Linked DNA regions of Homo sapiens: region 1 is linked to region 2. Evidence: chromatin loops called from intact Hi-C (ENCODE). Cell type or tissue: Panc1. All regions are shown on one strand. Each heading gives the region's core, and the rest is flanking DNA. Links, peaks and the distances in the headings are about the cores only. Region 1 has its middle 340 kb from the start of LINC01029. Region 2 overlaps MBP (myelin basic protein).

What was found. Hi-C counts contacts between places; a loop is a spot of excess contacts. Peaks named below come from ENCODE experiments on the same cell type or tissue, not always from the same donor. Only the 100,000 strongest peaks of a DNase experiment are listed, where the experiment ranks them.
Region 1: a loop joins it to region 2, with 11 times the contacts of the local background. A loop is called at or near these places in 24 of 110 quality-filtered maps.

What each region holds. Positions count from the first base shown.
Region 1 is chr18:77,648,328-77,653,708 of GRCh38, forward strand. No RefSeq gene overlaps it. Among named protein-coding and RNA genes, the nearest start is that of LINC01029, 340 kb to the right of the region's middle. RefSeq lists silencers at 2,574-2,623, 2,684-2,743. In Panc1, for the core only: a CTCF peak has its summit at 2,660 (motif pointing left); a DNase peak (open chromatin) is centred at 2,694; H3K27me3 peaks cover 431 bases.
Region 2 is chr18:76,997,366-77,002,746 of GRCh38, forward strand. The region is part of intron 4 of MBP (myelin basic protein); the gene reads right to left. Among named protein-coding and RNA genes, the nearest start is that of MBP-AS1, 20 kb to the left of the region's middle. RefSeq lists enhancers at 443-943, 944-1,444. In Panc1, for the core only: no CTCF peak of the experiment used is centred there; a DNase peak (open chromatin) is centred at 3,246.

The sequences.
Region 1 (5,381 bases), core at 251-5,250, 650 kb after region 2:
CATTTTCTTGGCTAGAGTGTAGGTATTTTTTAAATCTCAAAAGTTAAAGACATTCATCAAAATCTTTTTTTCTTCAATATTTTGCCTTTTACTTAGGTATTTCATTTCTCATAATTTTTATCTTATTTTCTTCTTGCATTTATTGCATTTGGAGATTCTCAAGCATGCCTTCATTGCTGATTTTCCTTCTACAGGACTGGTTGCTTCAATCAGAACGCACATGGTGAGTTTCCGAGCCTCGGTTCTGGGCAGCGCTCCTCCCCACCTCTGCCTGCACCTGGCTGGGCCCCACATGCCTGCGACTGCAGCACCTCATTCTTCCTCGGCCTTCACAGAGCTCAGGTTTCTGCCTGTTAATTAAAACACAACCCAAGCATGTTTTACCATTTGCCTGCTGACCACTCCTCTAGCTCAGGGCCACACACATTCTGTTCTTCTTTTGTTCTTAGCATTTGACACTATTTGACACATTCGCTTTTTTAATGATGTTTTGGCTCCCTCTGTGAGAATATCAGGTCCGCAAGAGCTCGGCTGTGGTTTTGGTGCCTCTTTATGCCCAGTGTGCTGAATGCTGCCAGGCTCATGCTAGCTCCTTAAGAAGTACTTGCAATATTACATTTTATCCAATTAAATTGAATTTTGTTTTCCACAGAGTCCATTTTGAAATGTATGTTTTCATCTTTACTCTGATTTTCTTTATTTCTCCTACCACTCTCTTTATGCATTGTTACTTGATTTTCTGTTAACTGAGTTTTGAGGGAGGAGAAGTTGGCCACTGTTGCCCACTGGCTGGGTGAGTGAGTCCGGTTCTCCCTTCTTACCATCGGTTTGGTGGTTGTTGGAACTCGTCGAGCTTAAGGCGGGGATCTGTGGAGGCACACGGCCCACAGTCATGGTAGTCTGGATGCCTGCCTTTCCCCGAGGCCATCCTAAAACGCAGGTATGACTCTTTTTTTTTTTTCTTCTTTTTTTGAGACGGAGTCTCGTTCTGTCGCCTAGGCTGGAGTGCAGTGGCTCGATCTCGGCTCACTGCAAGCTCCGGCTCCTGGGTTCACGCCATTCATTCTCCTGCCTCAGACTCCCGAGGAGCTGGGACTACAGGTGCCTGCCACCACGCCCGGCTAATTTTTTGTATTTTTTAGTAGAGACGGGGTTTCACCATGTTAGCCAGGATGGTCTCAATCTCCTGACCTCGTGATCCGCCCACCTCGGCCTCCCAAAGTGCTGGGATTACAGGCGTGAGACAGGGCACCCGGCAAAATGCAGGTATGACTCTTTTGTCCACTCTGCTGTTAGCTGGAATGGACTGCTGCAGGCTTGTGATGGGCCATCTTAAAGAGGGAGACAGAGGCAGTCAGCTGAGGAGAAGCACCTGCTCTGTGAGGTGCTGGGGTCTTCCCTTCCTGCCAGAGAAAAGCCAACATCTCTAGGCTAGGTCAATACAGAGGAAGTGGGAGTCACCCCTTCACCTTTCAGCCTGACGTCCCGACCCAGTGTTACTTAGGTTTGACTAGTGGAATTGTGTCATTGTACCTGGGTAATCATGCATCAATACTGCTGATTTCCAGCAGTATTATAACTTTACATGCCTTATTCTATTGTCATTCATATTTCATTGAGAGGGTAGGAAAAGGTGAGTCAATAAAAAATAACTGCACAATACAAATCTAAAATCTATGTTGACTTAAAATGTTTAAATTACCATGTCTAAAATAAGTCTTTAAAAAGTCCCCTAAATTTAGCCACGATCCAATCTCTCACTACTCTACCTACCTACCTAAGTCTCTGTATATCTTCCTTTATAGACATGCATAGAAAGACACAATCCACCCACCCACCCACCCATTCATCCATCCATCTATTCATCCATCCATCCATCCATCCATCCATCTATCCATCTATCCACCCACCCACTCGTCCCCCCTACCCTTCCACCCACCCATCCTCCATCCCCCCCACCCATCCACCCACCCACCCATCTATCAATCCATTCATCCGCTCACCCACCTACCTATCCACCCACCTATCCATCTTTCCCTTCCTCCCACCCTCCACCCATCTATTCATCCATCCATCCATCCATCCATCCATCCCTCCACCCATCCATTCACCCACCCACCCATGTGTTCATCCATCCACCCATCCATTCATCTACCCACCCATTCATCCACCATCCATCCATCCATCCATCCATCCATCCATGAACCCACCTACCCATCCATCCATCTACCCACCCATACATTCCCCCCACCAATCCATCCATCCATCTACCCACCCACCCATCCATTCCCCCCACCCATCCATCCATCCATCCATCCATCCACCCACCCATCCATTCCCCCCACCGATCCATCCATCCATCTATCCATTTATCACCCATTTATCCATTTATCCGTCCATCCATGCATTTATTCGTCCATCCATCCATCCATCCTCATGTCTACATAGATAGAGACACATGTACATATCAATATCTCTATACAGAGGAAGAGAGAAACCTTTTTTTGCAAATTAACCGCCGTACTTTCCTTCCCAATGTTTGTGTGGAGAGCACACGGTTCCTGCGTCAGGACCCTGCAGGACGCGGGCCGAGGCTCCCAGCTGCCGGCCATGCCCTCGGCTCCTCTCCCGACACGCGCCAGCACTGCCCCCTGCTGGCCTCCCGGGAGCACTGCCCGCTGCCGCGGCGGGAGGAGACCCGGGAAGAAGCCGGGACCGCGAGCAGCTGGACGCTTTCTCCCTGGGGCTCAGCCACACATTTTAGTCACAGTTACAGACTACGGGGGATTTGAAGCCTTCGCTTTAGTTTTTATTAAGAAACATTGAAAATTCCATGGCTTGCATTTGATTTTTTGTTTGTTCTTCTTATTATTATTAAAAAATATATACAGAAATTGGTTGCAAGGAGCAACCGTAGTGAGGAGCATGGTGACGAGCATGGGTTTGGCGCCAGGTGCACCTGGTTTAATTCATTGTTGCATCATTGAAAGCTAAGACGAGTTTCAAACCCCCTCCCAGCCTTGTTGCTCTCATTTGTGAAATAGAGATAATAATAATGCTTGTCTTACAGGGGTTTGTGGGGATTAAATGTGATCAGAAACCTAAACAGCCTAGACATCATCCATAATCAATAAATATTAGCTACGACTTATTATTCATGCCTTTAGTTGTTAGTGTAAGTCATCATCCCGCCAAGCCAGGTGACCTAGGTGGGGAAGGAGGGAGAAACCCCTTGGTGTGCCCGGCACGCTGCCCACCCGAGGAGACCCCCAGGCCTGCCTGCCTCACTTACCCGGCTCCTGCTGCTCCCTGACCAGGCAGAGGCAGACGCAGACGCAGACGCCGGGAGGCCGACGGACAGGCTTATCCTGAGCCTGCTGAGACCAGGTGTTGCCCCCTTGGGTGAGGACACGCAGGAAGGGTGAACACATGAGGCTATTCTTCAGAGAGAACCCTTGATGTAGTCTGGAAAAATCCACAAGTGGGTCTACACCAGCAAAAAAAGAAAAAAAAAAAAAAAAAAAAAAGTTAATGCTGCAGAGGCTTCAAGTTCTGTTTATAGACACCATGAAATAGACCTGGTTCTTACTGGAATTTCTCCACCCACAAGAAGGTCACAAGAATGTGTCAACTGAAGCACTTCATACATAAAAGAGATACACAAATAAGTAGTATACTCAGAGATCTGACATGTTACATATATATATTTAATTAATAAACCTACTTGCTCATCATCATCCTGTCTGTAACCTCTGGGTGTTGAATGGATATTAGAACTTCTGTAATCTACAGTCTAGGTATAACTCATAAATTTTATCCTCTGAAAAGGTAATAGGAACATACATGGAGAATGCCAAGTCCAAACAGATTTACTCCTAAAATATCACAGCACAAGGATAACATTATAGCACAAGGATAAAATCATAGCACAAGGATAAGCTAGGTAACACAAGTTAAGAGAGGCCTCAAGAATGTCTTTAAGTAGTTGCCGTAAGCTTGTGAGGCTGTGCTGGGAGTGCCTCAGCTTTTCGTGGACTGGTCCTGGTGCAGCTGTGGTATGCAGAGGGGACCACTGACCAGCCAGTTGAACTCTCTGAGATCCCACATCAGTCAATTGGAGGTAGTAATGTTTACTTACATCTGGTAGACCACTAGGAGAACCTTATGCAACCATTGCACTGACGTGTGTAAGGATTATTTTATCCCTTGGAAATGCTGATGACATACTTTAAGTGAAACAAAAGTAAAGATTTATAAATATGATATGATTACAGCAATGTAAAGTAAAATAAAGAAGGAAAATGAAGCAGTAGTGAATTCAGCCATGGGATTATCAATAATAATCTTTTCCTCTATATTTTATAAAGTGTATTTGCAATGTTTCTGATGTAAAACATATTAATTTATTATAAATGTAACATTACCGTTTGTTTAAAATGAGCATCTTTGATTACAGAAAGAATAATCCTTTATCTCTAAACAATAGGCTTATTTTAGAAATAATACAGAACTTTATCGAATATCTTTAGATTATCTACTCTTACGGATATTATTTTTGATCAACAGATATATTCTATTAGGCTATTAAATCAGTCTTACATTCCCAAAATTAAGATGTTTTATGTTATTATTTTAATATCCTATGAGGCTCATTCAATATTTTATTTATAATTGTTACATGTCTACTCGTAATTAATGTTGGTCTTGTCAGATCTTAGATATCAAGACTTCAATAGTTTTATAAATAGGATTGATTTTTGGATTTTCATCATTATGTGTTTTGAAATAATTATTATAATTTTATTTAAAAATGTAACATTTTGTAACTTTTTTTGTAACAAGTAAAATTTATTCCTTGATAGAACTCAGGTAAACCAACTTTAGGTATAGTAACCTAAAACTTTAGTGGAAATAAACTGTGATTACTTCTTCACCCCCACCCCCAACAAGATATACACATATTGGCTTTATATTTCTTTTTGATGCAATTTACAGTTTCATAGAAAATAGTTTATTTATGAATATTTAAGATAAAGAGACTCAAATCCTGTATGTTTTAACATCCTGCCATTTTTCATGATCTAACATAGCAATGAGGAGATTAGTTTGTAATAATGCATTAGCTAAGAATACATTATACCTATAACATATATTCAGATTTCTGGAATAATTTTCAACGAGCTTGGGTATCGTGTCAGTCAGGATGCCTGATCGATAGGAACGGGAAGGCCATCACATCAGTCATATAACAACTTCACTCACACACACGTCTTGTTGTTGTTGTTTTAACTGAACAACAAGCCGTGGGTTCCAGGGACAGTGATGTGGCTTTTGTCTCTGTTCCCTGTGTCTCCCGGTCCCACATCCCCATGTGTGCTGGC
Region 2 (5,381 bases), core at 248-5,247:
AGTCCCCTGGGGCCCTGGGGCTTCTGGTTCCTCGCGGGTGAAATGATGGGACTGAAACAGAGAGTCTCCAAGTCTTCGGTTCTAGAATTTTACTGAGAAGCCACCTTGGAAAAGCGGCAAAGCGTGTGAGATCAGCCTCTGGTGAGCTTTTATATTGGTTGTTTCCGGAGACTCCAGACCTGGGTTTTGGTTTATGTTCCTAAAGAGCTTTTGTGCTGAGCACGGGAAGAAAAGCCCAGGAGCACGCCTCGGTGTCAGGCTGGTGACGACCTCGGGCAGGGGACTGCGTGGCCCGCGTGGACGGATGCTGCATCTGAGCCACTTTTTTTTTTTTTGAGACGGAGTCTCACTTTGTCCCCCAGGCTGGAGTGCAGTGGCGCGACCTCGGCTCACTGCAAGCTCCGCCTCCCGGGTTCACGCCACTCTCCTGCCTCAACCTCCCGAGTAGCTGGGACTAGAGGCTCCGCCACCACGCCCGGCTGATTTTTTTGTATTTTTAGTAGAGACGGGGTTTCACTGTGTTAGCCAGGATGGTCTCGATCTCCTGACCTCGTGATCCGCCCGCCTCGGCCTCCCAAAGTGCTGGGATTACAGGCGTGAGCCACCACGCCCGGCCTGAGCCACTTTTTAAAAAGTAATTTTTTTATTGTGGTGAAACACACATAAAACTTACCATTCTAACAATTTTTAAGTGTGCAATTCAGTGGCACACATCACATTCGCACTGTTGTACCAGCATCACCGCCATCCATCTCCACACCCTCTCCAGCTTCCCGAACTGAAACCTGGCCCCCATGAAACACTCACTCTCCATCCCTGGCCCCAGCGTTCAAGTCACTTCTTCTCTATGAACGGGCCACCCGAGGGGCCTCCTGTGCATGGAGCCTGCAGCGTCTGTTCTCTGCGGACGGCTTGGTGCACTTACCGCAGTGCCCTCCAGGCGCCCCGTGCTGCGGCCCCCGTCAGAATCCCCTTCCACCTTCCACCGTTAGGCTGAACGACATCCACGGCACCGTATGCGCGGATTGCTTTCTGCTCATCCATTCACCCTTCCGGGGACTTCTGGGTTGTTTCCACCTTCTGGCTCTAGTTCTCAGTCACCTTTGAAGTGACCCAGGCTCCCCGGAGCCACGCTGATCTGATTTGGCCATGACATTCCCATGCCCTCGGGTGACTCGCAGAAGAGATGCCCGAACGCCCCACCCTCCTTTCCCCAACAGCCTGAAGTGAAGCTGCCGAGGTTCCCTTATTCTTTGAAGGAATAGCAGCACGCGGCATCGGGACATTGCTGCTCTTTTGAAGGTCGACGTGCATTTACATTTATGAGATGAGACGTACACACAGTGTTAGGGTGGCTTGGCTGAGAAGTACAGCCCTGTGTCTGCCCCGCTCTCCTGTGGGTGGCTGGTTGCAGGGCCATGATCTGGGTCTGCAGTCCTTTCATGCAGCCCCTTGGCTCCTTCCTCGTTGACCCCACAGCCCCTTGCTCACCACAAACCCGGCTCAGCTCAATTGTAGAAACGCACCACCTACTCCACGGCTTCCAGTGGTGCAGGAAATGTGATAGATGCAAGGTGTCAGCGGATTTTAAGAGCAGTGTTTTGGGGGGTTTAAGAGCAGTGTTTTGGGGGTTTAAGAGCAGTGTTTTGGGGGTTTAAGAGCAGTGTTTTGGGGGGTTTTTCAATTTATGGGGAGTGGGCACTTATCATTCTGTCACACCTTATGATAAACAGGTTACCTGTTCCTAGGTGGGAGGAGCTGGGAGAAGATGCTAGGCCTTAAAGAAACAACGGGAGGAGGTGAGGGGAGGACGCAAGCTGGGTGGGGCACTTAGGGGGTGAAGGTGAACTCAAGTCACTTCACAGACCAGCCATGGGGGACGCTGAAGCGGGTGGCGCACCCTCAAGCCTTCCCGGAGGAGACCGCTGAGGGCCTGGGCCAGCCTCGCAACCTCCGCTTCCCCCGTCAACCCCATCAGAAGCTCTGAGCTGCGGCCCCAGGAACGCTTGTGACGTATAAGGTCATCCTGAAAGTGAACTGAGAGCTGAACTTCAGCTCTCTAGGACAGAAAGGGTTCCTGCTGTTTAGTTTAGGTATTTTTTTTTTTTTTGAGACAGTCTCACTCTGTTGTCCAGGCTGAAATGCAGTAGCGTGATCTTGGCTCACTGCAACCTCGCTCCTGGGTTCAAGCGATTCTCATACCTCAGCCTCCCAAGTAGCTGGGATTACAGGCATGCACCACCATACCTGGCTAATTTTTGTTCAGTGGAGACGAGTTTCACCATGTTGCCCAGGCTGGTCTTGAACTCCTGGCCTCAAGCAATCCACCCACCTTGGCCTCCCAAAGTGCTGGGATTACAGGTGTGAGCCACCGTGAGCCACCACACATGGCCTGCTTACTTTTTAGGACACACATTTAGTAATTCCCTGATATACTTTTAGTTGTACTCACTAAGGTTTAAAAAAAGCCAAAACTGTGAACATTTTTGGTTATTCATTGAGATTTGTGTCTTCTGGGCCATCCCCAACCTGTTTCAAGTACTGCACTTTCTTTGTGGGTGATTAAAAGCGAGGAAGAGCTAGGATGTCAGTTGCACTATAAAAGAAGAAATGGACACAGGGCCGCACCTTGTGATGTAGACTCAGATGCTGGGGGGCATCCTGCAACCTGTGTTTTGCCAGCTAGAGATGAGGCCAGGACATTTCTGCAAAATTTTTGGCTAATTTGGAGCTGAATACCTGGGACAGCTGAAGAATTAAAAAAAGACCTGATTTTTAAAAACTAATATTTTCTATTGTTTAGAAAAATAATACATGCTCATATGAAGATATCCCATGAAATAAGAAAGTTTGTGGAAAAATTCTACCACCGAAGGATGACCCTGGTTTACACTTTGATGAGCACATTGTTAGATCTGGCTTTGTGCAAAAACACAGACAAAATATGCAAATGCCGTTAAAAGTGATCATACTAGACACACTGTTTTCTTCATCTGAGTTTTCTTGTTTTACTCAACAGTGTTGGGGCCTCTTCCTATCAGTAGAGCTTTTCATCACGATGCATAGAGCAACAACAACAACAAAATGACAAACGTTTGCTTGGTAAATAAAAATAACTTGCTGAAAAGTTTTTAAAATCACGGGAGGAAGACCACGGGTGGCCATTTATTTGTAAAAGAAATTCCTTTTTCCATTAGGCTGTTTGATTGCATGATTTTTGAAGAATTATTTTCCTCAACCTGCGATGATACCCATCACCAGCAGGCGGAGCTCCTGCGCACAGCACCCAGGCTGCTGCCCGCCGCCTGTTTCTCTCCAGAAATCAGGAAGAGGGTTGTTGTTGTTTTTTTTGTTTTTGTTTTTGTTTTTTTATTCCCCTGCTTTCCAATTTGTTTTAAGGCCTGGGGAGCTGGGCGTTCTGAAACTGGGAAGCAGTAACAGATGAGTTGCCGCCCGATGCATCTGAAGATCAGCGGCTGCAGGGCCAAGGCATTTCTTGGCAGCATCATTTCCACTCGGATTTTATTAAAGGAGATACGTTGATGGAGTCACTCCCTCTCAGAAGAAATGTTTACAATTAATTTGAAAAAAGATTAATATTCACGGGTGCCTGGAGTTGGTAAAAAAAGAGTTCAAGCTCTTAGTTCTTTGTCTGAGAGAGGAATTTAATTGCTTCCCTGAATCAACGATCATAAGGTCAATACGTGAAGACCTAGTGAGTTTATGGTTCTGAGCCTGTCCGGGTCCCTGCCCACCCGGTCCCCACTCACCTGGTCCCCGCCCACCGGGTCCCCGCCCACCCGGTTCCCACTCATAGGGTCCCCGCTCACTGTCCCGGACCCTGAAGCTCATCTCAGCCTCCAGGTGGGACCATGCAGGGCTGGGGCTTGGGGGTTCCTCGCCTGCCATCCCAGGCTGGGGTGTGCCCGCGTTTCTCTTCCAGAGGAGAGTAAATCACTAGATACACGGGTGTAGATACACCTACCCAGAAGATCGGCCCAGCGTAGCCTGACAGTCTCCAGCCACTCCGCAGCAGTCCACGGCAGCTAATGAGCCTGCCAGGGTACCCACGCTGCAGTTTTAACAGATGGGCGAGGTATTGGAGGTCTCTACTCCTATTTCACATGGAATCCTTTTGGAGACACAAGGAGAAGTGTGCATTCCTAGAACTTGGATGACTTACTTAAGAAAATGCCCGTAAGAGGCCAGGCACGGTGGCTCACACCTGTAATCCCAGAACTTTGGGAGGCCAAGGCGGGTGGATCACCTGAGATCAGGAGTTTGAGACCTCCCTGGCCAACGTGGCAAAACCCCCTCTCTACTAAAATACGAGAATTAGCTGGGCGTGGTGGCGGACACCTGTAATCCCAGCTACTTGGGAGGCTGAGGCAGGAGAATCACCTGAACCTGGGAGGCGGAGGTTGCAGTGAGCCGAGATCAAGCCACTGCACTCCAGCCTGGGTGACAAAGTGAGACTTCATCTCAAAAAAAAGAAAAGAAAAAAAGCCTGTAAGAAAGTTCCTGCTCATCTACACCCTCCCCTCATGATAGTGTTCTTACTGACACAGCCACGTGTTGGAACATCTTCTAACTATCATTAGAGATGATCTGCCTCCTTTCAGATCACACATATTAACACAGTACATTTTGTTTCCCCATTTGTATTGATTATGTGCCAGTTTTGGGGAAGTGGGTCAAATAACTGAGTGTTGATAACATCTGCCCCATTTTCCCACCTGATGGGATGGAGCACAGGAAGTTGGCTCCATGTGGAGTTGCCGCCTGGAGACCTCTGGCCTCTCGTAAACCTGGAATGGTGCGTTCTCATGGAGGCAACCACGGCAGGGTCCCATGCACCTGGCTCTCTCCACCTGGGCCTCCCATTAGGGCCTTTGCTACAGAGATGCACCCATCAGCACTCGGCTGTGGAGCCTTAGCAAGCACCTGTTCTTCCCTTTGTCGTGTGGTCCATGATGTCATTGCAGAATGACACGTTAGAAAAATGTCTCTTTGTTAATGTATCTCAATATGCCCAGAGAGCAGCATCTACCATCCAGTGGCTAAATGCAGTAGGGATTTCCTTATGGGCATTGTCTTAATCAAGTAAGTGGTCCAAGTTCTAGGAATGTACATGTTTTCCCTGTGTCCCCAAAAGGATTCAATGCAAAGCCAGAATAGAGAAAGCAAGGCGTCTTGGTTTTAAAACACGAGGTGTGATCGTAAACCAAAAATATCATTCAGCACTGCTCCCACGTCACCACTCATTTTACAGATTTGAATATTGAGATGCACAGAGGTTCAGGGAGCTGCTCGCAGAGGCTGCTAGCTGTCTAGGGCTTGAACTTTAGACTGCATGCCAAGCGAGACTCTTGTGGAGTGAA